Regions from separate parts of the Homo sapiens genome. Here region 2 is linked to region 1. A link is a loop called in an ENCODE intact Hi-C map of the cell type or tissue named here. Cell type or tissue: adrenal gland. All regions are shown on one strand. Each heading gives the region's core, and the rest is flanking DNA. Links, peaks and the distances in the headings are about the cores only. Region 1 holds the start of SLC6A17 (solute carrier family 6 member 17). Region 2 overlaps LINC01397 (long intergenic non-protein coding RNA 1397).

Region 1 (4,376 bases), core at 141-4,140:
TACAGGTCCTTCTTAATCACATGGGAAGCACCGAACCTTCATGTGTCCCCACAACCCCTTTCATGATGGAGCAGAAGCAATGAGAGAAAGAATTGCCTCTGGTTAAGGCCCATAAGGGAAGGGATGGGGAACTAACATCTAATGAGCACCTGCTGTGTCTAGCACCTGGCTCAAAATAAGCCTGCAGAAATAATATCATAGGCATCCCTGTTTTACAACTGAGGAAACTCTGAGACTCCCGAGGTGAATTGACTTGCCCAAGGTCACCCCACTGGCACATGGCAGAACACTGGGCCCAGTTCTGACCACAATCACAGAGCCTTTCCTTACCCTCCCCTTCACCTCTCCCCATCTCCCTGCCCAGCCCAGCCTGGCCCTGCTCACCTTCCCAAGGAGTCAGAGCTCCAGGACCCTTGCTCAACAGCCAGAGCTCTGCTTAGCTCCTTCAGAGGACTTGCCCACCTCTGCCCAAAACACTTGGGCTCAGGCCATTCCTGCTCACGAGTCCTGCTAAAGAACTCCAATCAACTCACAAACAGCTGACACACGACTCTGTGTGTGACTCAGGCCAAACAAACTCACTCCAATCAGAGCTGGTGGGCACCATTTGCCTCCTGCACTGAGTCACCCTCCAGGCTGAGCTTCAGGGATTCGCTGAAACTCAACCACCTACTTAGCCACAGATGTTCCATTGGAGAAAAATCCGGCAGTGGAGCTAAAGCCTCTGACGGTCCTCGTGGATGAGCCATGGCCAAGGACAATCAGGTGTGACCTCAAAGCTCTTCCTGCCCAGGTGATGGGTCCGCCTCACAGAGCCATGGGATAATGTAAGCACAGAACGAGACACAAGAACTCCCCACTGTTAACCTCAACACACTCTGACCTTGTTCTCCAGACATCAGTGAGCGTGTCCAGCAAGGCCTTAACAGTTAGGCGCTAACTAAAGTTTTGGCCGAATTTTTTTGGAGCCATTACAGGATTGTCTTTGTTCCTGAAGTTCCTGTTAACAAGGACAATGCCCGGAAAAGAATCTTCCTCCTCATTACCACTTCCCTGTCTCCCCAACCCACCCCCATCTGCCTCAAGTTCACAGCTGAATTGCCCAAAGGTAGCTCTGGTTAGAAATCTCGTAATCCAAAAGGCCTGTTAAAGTATTTCTTAAAAAAAAAAAGGAAAGAGGAATGGCATCAAAAAATATTTTCTAAAGCCAACTTGACAGGGCCTAGGTCCTGTAAGGTGAATGGCCTTGGGATTTCTGAATTTGATTTCTGACAGGGCTGTCTGGGCTTTAAAAGGAAACATCACGCTTCTTTCCAAGGCAGCCGCGCCCCTGGGGAGCGGCCCACCCATAGTACTGCGAGCATCCAGCATCGCTTCAGAGCACGGCGCACACAGGCATAAATGCAGCAGAGGCCTCTCGACCCGCCAGGACGGCGCCCCCTCCAGATGGGCACCACACGCACGTCCCCTGTCTCAGCCATTCCGTTCCCCAGATGCGCTTCCCACGAGGGAGGAAGGGCTCTCTGCTAGCTCCGAATCCAGCGAGGACCAGCCCCAGGACTGAGAATTAAATATTCATCTCGGGCGTGACAGTTCTGCTTCGCTTGCCAATGTTACTGTCAAGGTCACAGGCCTGAGGCCGAGCGGCTGGGGCTGGGGTCTCCAGCTGCGTAAGAGGCTCCCAGTGGAACTGCGCCCTGGGCGCGCAGTTTCAAGCCGCGGATGGGCCGGACAGGCCCCCTCCGGTTCTCCGCGGGCGCTTGCCTCCGCAGCTAAGCCCAATTTCCTCCGGAGTTCTTGGGCCCTTCTGAGCACCAGAAGCTGAAGCCCGGTGTCCAACCCGTGCGTACGCCGCTGGGGACCCCGATGCGCGAAGGAGAGCGGGCCCCGGGGCTCCGTCGCCAGGCAACGGCGGCTGGAGCGGCGAGAGGAGCCCGGGACGAGCGCAGGGTCGGGCGGATGCGGGGGCAGCGCCGCCTCACACCTTGGTCCTCAGCCCTCCCTGGCTGGGGCGGGGCCAGAACAGGGAAAGTTGCAGTGGCCGGCCCGGTAAAGCCAGGCGGGGCGCGGCCAGCGACTCACCTGTCACGCGTGGGTAGTCGCGCAGACTCGGCCCGTGCACTCCGGCCGAGCAGCTGCGATCCCCGACGGGTCGCGGACGCACAGCTCCTCCCCCGGGCCACAGGCCCCCGGCTGGGGCTGGGGCGACCCGGAGCTGCGCGCCGGCGCACGCGACTCCGCTCGCTCCTCACTCCCTGCCTCACCACCAGTCCCAACCTGGCTCCCGCCCGCCGCGCGCTCGGGGCTCAGGGGAGCGGCGCGGGGACCCAGGTCCCACGGCGGAGAGAGCGCGCGGGATTGCGAAGACTGGGGCCGAGTGCCGCCCTCCCTGCGCCCTGGCAGCGCCGGCTCTGCGGAGCAGAACGGAGCTGGGCGGAGCGCTGCGCGCACTGTTCCCTCGCTTTCCGAAAGGCCACCCTGGCGGCGGGGCGCCGTGACGCAGGCTTGACTCACGCGCGGGCCGGCGTCAATGCGAGGCTCTCGGGCAGCGAGCGAGGCTCTGATGGCCGACGTAGGCGGAGAGGGTGGGCGTGGGGCGGGAGAGGGAGTTGCAAGGGGGCTTAGCTTCTTGAGGCCCCTGGTCAGGGGATGCAGACCCTGGAGCCCTCGCCAGGGCTTCTGCCCTCGGAGAGGAATGGGGCCCCAATGGTTAAAGCCCTCCTGGACCCTGGGCCTCACTTTCTTCTTTTCAGACTCACCTCTTTTGGCCTTCTTTAATGAACTCAATCTCAATTCATGTGGTTATTTCCCCTGCCCTAGACATTTCCACCTCCGTGCTTCTGTTCCCTTTCCTCTAGATGTCCTTCCACTCCTCCGTCCTTCCATCCTACCATTCTGCAAGGCCGTTCCCTGTGCAGGTCAACTCTTAGGACATCACTCATCTGTTGAGCACCTACTGTATGCCAGGGGCTGCAGAGGCTGAAAGGATCACAGACGTGAGGGAACCTCCTGGAGAGGCAGTGTGGGTTGACCCAGGTCTTTACAGTACAAAGCGAAAGGATTGGAGAACCGTACAAGATGAGTAAAGTGGGGAGACAGTGACAGGGAAATTCTGACTGGTCTCTGAGTAGGCCTCTTGGAAGATCCTGGCCTAAAGGATGGACAGTCAGAAGGGGAGAAGGATGACCCCTGTGGAGTGGACAGCATGGCAAGGGCATAGATGCAAGAGAGTAGAAACGTATGCGTGGGGTGGGGTGGTGGTTGCCTGAGCTGGAGCAGGGGTGGGGATGATGAGAGGTGAAGTTAGACAGGGAGGCAGGAGCCATCCTGCCAGGGCCTTGGGGGGCTGTTATGAGAGTCTGGATGAATTATCTCTCTTCTAGGGAACACTAAGGGGGCCTTTGGCATCCAAGGGAGGTGTTTGGGAGGAATGGGAGATGGAGGTTGTCTTAGTGAAAGGTGGTAAGGGCCATTGTCAAGAACTCTGAAGAGTCTGAGATTTTACACTTACAATCTAAGTTACCCTGCCAGTTTCATGGATGCCATCAGAAGACAGGAAACTCTGGGCCAGACACAAAGGACTTTAATTACTCATGGCACAGCAGGCTGCAAGAGCTTCACATTCAGATCACCTTCCCTTAACTCTGAAGTCCTATGGGTGGGACATGAGACTGGACCACACACACTGAGAAACTCCAAGCTTAGGAAACCTCAATCTTTTATAATGCGCTGCAAGCAAACTTGCCCGACATTTGCCTTAGACATATCTTTATTATACTGGACAGCAAACAGAACTGCTCTCCACTAGAGGGAGACGCTATCGTTGGAGGCTGTTTGCTATGCAACCATCCTCTAAAAGATAATGGGAACAAAAAAGCCATCAGTGCCTCTGCCCACAAGACTTGTGGGAACACAATAAACCCATAGAGAATTATCTCCTGATAGAAAAATTCTTTCAACAATTATTTAGTGAGCCTAATGGTTACTTTACACTGTTCCAGGCCCTAAGGAGACAGCAAAAAATGAGACAGATAATAATCTCTGCCCTTATAGGGTTTACATTCTGGTGGAAGCAACCAGGGAAGCAGATGGGGTGGAGTGGCATGGCAGGAAGTAGCAAGAGACAGGACAGAGATGAACAAATAGAATGTGACAATTGACGTGGTATGGGAGGTGGGAGGAAGGAACCTATCAGAGATAGGCAGTATTAAGGCAAGAGAACTTACAGGTGGTGTGGTCATGGAAAGGGGAAGGACTTTGGAGCCTCATAGATCTAAGTTTTCATCCTGACTGCCATTTACTAGAGACCTTGAGCTAGTGACACAACCTCTCTGAACTTCTGTTTCCGTGTCTGTAAAATGAATGGTACATACCTC
Region 2 (4,376 bases), core at 238-4,237, 45 kb after region 1:
TGAGCAATCCTGTTCCTTGAGCCCCATTTTCCTCCTCTGTCTAACGGGAGTGTGGTCACTGCCCAGCCTCCCTTGCAGGGTTGCTGTGAGGGCCAAAATAGGTAGGCCATACCCCCAGGACCTCACACAGCATCCAACCCATGAAGACACCCAGACGTATAGATTTAATTGATAAATGTAAACGGCAGCTCTTACTGTCACCCCTCGACAGTGAATGAAGATCCCACTGTGCCTAGAACTGTGCCCAAAGTGTGAATCCCCACAGGCCGGGGTGGGCCCCACTGCTTGCACAGGTCGGCAAGCAGAGGCCTTTGCTGACTGCTGAGAGGGGCCCCAGGAGGTGGGAAGTTCACAACCACTCCCAGGGGCCACAGGAAAGGCTCATATAGAAGATAAACTATAGCCTCTGCCCACCTCACTCCCTGGAAAATGATGAAGTTATTGCACTTTAATGATGTCAGGCTGGCCTTCCAAGGAAGGTGCCTGGGATGGAGCAGAACCTGGGGAGACAGAGAAGGAGAGCAAAAGCAAGACAGAGAAACGGAGAAGGAATGGAGAATAAGAAAGCCGAGTGTAGGAAGTGCTTGGAAAGGGGTGAACAGTGGAAGGGACACAACGGAAAGGGGATGGGATAAAAAGTGCAGGCAGGGGAGCAGCACCAGGGAAGAAGGTAGAAAAGGAAAGAACTGGGGTGGGCGCGGGGTGGGAGAAGCAGGAGCATGAAGGGACAGTTCATGCAAACCAAGTGCAGTCAGTAGCGCTACAGGCCTCCCTTCTAAGAACACAGTCCTCCCCGCTCTCCTTACAGTCTGCAAATGGTTCACGGGGAAACTTTGGTAGAGAAAGTGGAATCTGGGAAGCTGAGAGCACAAAGCTGTGGTCCCCAGCATAACCTGCTGCCTCCAGCCCATATAGCCGCATCACTCAACAGTGTGTCTCGAGCGCCCATGATGTGCCTGCACCTGCAATGGTGAGGTGAAGACTGGCAGGTCACCAGACACAGCCCTGTGGCAAGGGCTGCCCCAGGCCCACCACTATGCTGCTGGAGACCCCACTCAGCCTGTGCCACCTCCTGTTGCTGTCATCAGGGACCTCTTACCCCTTTGAGGAAGAGGGCTGCTTTGTGCCCTGTCAGGCCTAGCATAGGACAGGACCGGCAGCTCTTTAGGTGGCCCCTGACCCAGGCTGCCCTCCATAGTGCCTGGCACATAGTAGGTGCTCAGTAGGTATGGCCCACTCCCTGCCTGTCATCCACTGGCTGGCATTGGCTGTCTCAGCAGCTGCACCAAAATGGGTTTGGGGCTTCTCCCATGAGGGCCCTAAAGCCTCCTCCCTTCCCGGGTCTCAGGGAGCCGAGGCCCAGGTGAACCTGAGCCTGGGGCCTGCAGGGCCAAGGAGCTGGAGCAGGAGGAAGGCAGCAGATCTCATGGGGCCACAGGAGCCCAGGGGACATCACTTACAGTCCCAGCCCTCTCTGGCTGACAGTGGGTAGTCCAATATCTGAAAGGCCTCAGTCCTCACACCAGACAACCTAAGTCCTGCCCTGTGCTGGTGTCCCAGAGCCCTGGAGAAGTCAGACACTGGCTGGGAGCAGATCAGAAACCTGGCTCCAGAGACCACATGGAACTCACAACTGCTGGAAAACCTCACCGGGCTGTAGCCTGCTGTGACCACTAGATGTCACTGGTGACCTCACCAGCCAGTCCAGCAGCTGACACCAACCAAGCCAGCCTGGGGCCTGGGCACAAGGTCTCACGTGGAGACCAGCCCCCTCCTCCTGCAGATCACCAGCCATACTCCTGCCCTCCTCTTCGGGGTCGTGGTCTGAGCACAGACATCGCCTGGCCCTGAAGCAGGAACAGGATAGTAAACTTTACTATGGAGGCAAAGAAGTTCTAACTCCAGCAGGAGGTGGGCCCTGATCACAGGCTTCACCTGGGAGGGAGCTTGGGTGGGTGTGAAGGAGGAACAGGAGTTGCCCTGATGAAGAAGGATGCCCTGACTGAGGGCCCAGCACACGCAAGTCCATGTGGAAGTGTGGGACTCGGTGAGCTGGAGTGCAGCAAAGGAGTGAGAGGCGAGGCAGTCAGGAAACAGGCAGGGCCGTCACCTTCACAGAAGAGCTCTTTCCTGGAGCCAAGACTTCTGCATCCCTGCAGGGCACAAGCACAGGAGTCCCCAAGGAGCAGCCCACAGCTATCACTCACTCTGTCTTACACACACATGCACACGCACACGCAAACGCACGTACACACATGCCCTGCTAACCTAAGCTGGGATCAGCAGGGGGCTTTCTTTCCCACACTGTCTCTGAGCTCCACTGGGGCTCTCGGAACACCAGGACCCCAGCCAGTGTTATGGTGCCAAGAGTGAGTTTCTCCCTCCCTCATGGCCTTCTCTGGTGTGCCCTGGAGGAGACACTGCCCATGGTGTGGCTGGTGGCCCATCATCTCTGTTAAGGGTGCTTTAATCATGATCAACACAGGGGCATCTCCTGTGCCCGTCTGCACTCTGGGCTGTGTGATTTCAGCTGGCAAAAAGTAGTCTGCTTCAACCTGTAGCTGTGGGACTGCCATGCATTTAAACATACCAAACAGGCTGGGCGTGGTGGCTCACACCTCTAATCCCAGCACTTTGGGAGGCCAAGAGGCAGATGGCTTGAACCCAGGAGTTTAAGACCAGCCTGGGCAACAAGGCGAAACCCCATCTGTATAAAAATACCAAAATTAGCAGAGCATGGTAGTGTGTGTCTATAGTCCCAGCTACTGAGGAGGCTGAGGCAGGAGGATCGCTACAATTTTATCATCCTGCCTCAGGATGATAAAAGTGCTGGGATTATAGGCATGAGCCACTGGCCTCCATGTGGTTCTTGAGTACTTTTTTCCCTTTTGTTTCCTCTTAAAGTGCTTCCTGAAAAATCTACAATTTTATCTTGGTTGCAAGAATAAGGAAAAAAAAAAGATTTCTTCCCATCTAGGCCAGATTAGATGGAGAAGCAGAGGGCCTCCTGGGCCAGGCAGAATGGTAGCTATATTCTGGACATTCTACAAAGGTCCAGCTGAGGGCCTAGACTTGGCAGGCACCCCCCCTGGGAATGGCTTTGATAAATGTTCCCCTTCCTACAGGGGTGACTGCTTCCTTGAAGATCTGTGTCATCAACCAGAGCGACAGGAACCCTCCACCACGTGGCAAAGATCAAACACGATGCATTAAAAGCCAGGACCAAGAAGGGGCCCACAAAGCCCTGCCCTGAACACCTCCTGCTCTTGCTGGTCTTGCAAGTCTACAGCCAGGTGTGGGTGGAGAAGCCAGTGGCCAATCTAAAGATGCTGCCACATGGATCGTGCAGGACCAGAGAGAGTCCTTGTTGCTCCTGGCGAGATACAAAGGCTGGTCTTTCACCAGGGCAGCTTGTGCTAGCCTTTCAGCCTGACTCTTGGCCTAAGGGTGCTAAGGCGAGTCCTTGGGTGAGATTCCTGCTAACAAGACCCCTTCTGTCAGTTGAGGAAAGCAGGCTCCTGCCAGAGAAGATGACATGGAACAAGCTGCATGACATCTGCCCCAGAGGAAGCCAAGACCAAAATGAAGGAACAAGGGAAAAAGAGTGAGAAAGCTGGGAACAGAGTAAAGCTGGGCTTGGGGGAACTGAGCTACCTGTAAGACAGATCTCTGTTAGGGGAAGAGAGACTAAACTACAGCTGAACAGAACAAGGGGCTAGTAAACTTGGATTTGACTTAGGCTTGATTAACCCCAAGGAAGTCCAGTTGGCAGGTGGGATGTTGGGTTAGGGTTACAGTTAGGGTTGGCCTATTATTTTGTTTGACTTCCTGCTCCTCTAGCTGGTAGCACTAGCCACATGCAGCCACTCATCAGAACAAGCTGGAGCCAAAAGCAAGAGGGAGAATATTTAAATCCAGCCAACAGCTGATTGGATGGTCCCATGAGCAGCATGGACTGTATGGAAAAACGGGTCCGATCAGGGGCTGCCTCAAGCTCCATAGCAGACCATCAGAACTACTTCAGTGGAGTCATTCCTGGTATCAAAACCCAAGTGACTACCTGTTGGACCAGCAGCCTCATATCCTAGCTGATGGCCATCCCAGGGGTCACCAATATGAGCTTCTGCCCTGAAGTGCCTCTTCCACTGCAAGAATATCACACTGGACTGACTACCTTTTGTACATTAAGTTTATTACCTAATAAATGCTCCTAGGACCCACAGACAAGTCACCCCATTACTTTCATTAACAGGGACCTGATTAAGAGTTAAGTGTCTTGGAAGGGACAGGACTCATGGTAAGGTGGGAAGTATAGAGCATCTGGCACCAGAATTGGGGGTGGTAGGGGCTGGCAAGAATGTTACGTGGGGTCTTTG

What was found. Hi-C counts contacts between places; a loop is a spot of excess contacts. Peaks named below come from ENCODE experiments on the same cell type or tissue, not always from the same donor. Only the 100,000 strongest peaks of a DNase experiment are listed, where the experiment ranks them.
Region 2: it touches region 1 in a loop (5-fold over the local background); 1 of 110 quality-filtered maps calls a loop at or near these places.

The regions. Positions count from the first base shown.
Region 1 is chr1:110,148,590-110,152,965 of GRCh38, reverse strand. It overlaps SLC6A17 (solute carrier family 6 member 17), which reads right to left and starts at 2,472. Exons shown (of 12, transcript NM_001010898.4): 1 at 2,083-2,472. RefSeq lists an enhancer at 505-799 and a silencer at 2,428-2,477. In adrenal gland, for the core only: no CTCF peak of the experiment used is centred there; DNase peaks (open chromatin) are centred at 1,533, 1,875 and 2,400; H3K4me3 peaks cover 888 bases; H3K27me3 peaks cover 3,895 bases.
Region 2 is chr1:110,103,607-110,107,982 of GRCh38, reverse strand. The region is part of intron 1 of LINC01397 (long intergenic non-protein coding RNA 1397); the gene reads right to left. Among named protein-coding and RNA genes, the nearest start is that of UBL4B, 6.6 kb to the left of the region's middle. In adrenal gland, for the core only: a CTCF peak has its summit at 1,677 (motif pointing right); DNase peaks (open chromatin) are centred at 1,662, 2,372, 3,342 and 3,924.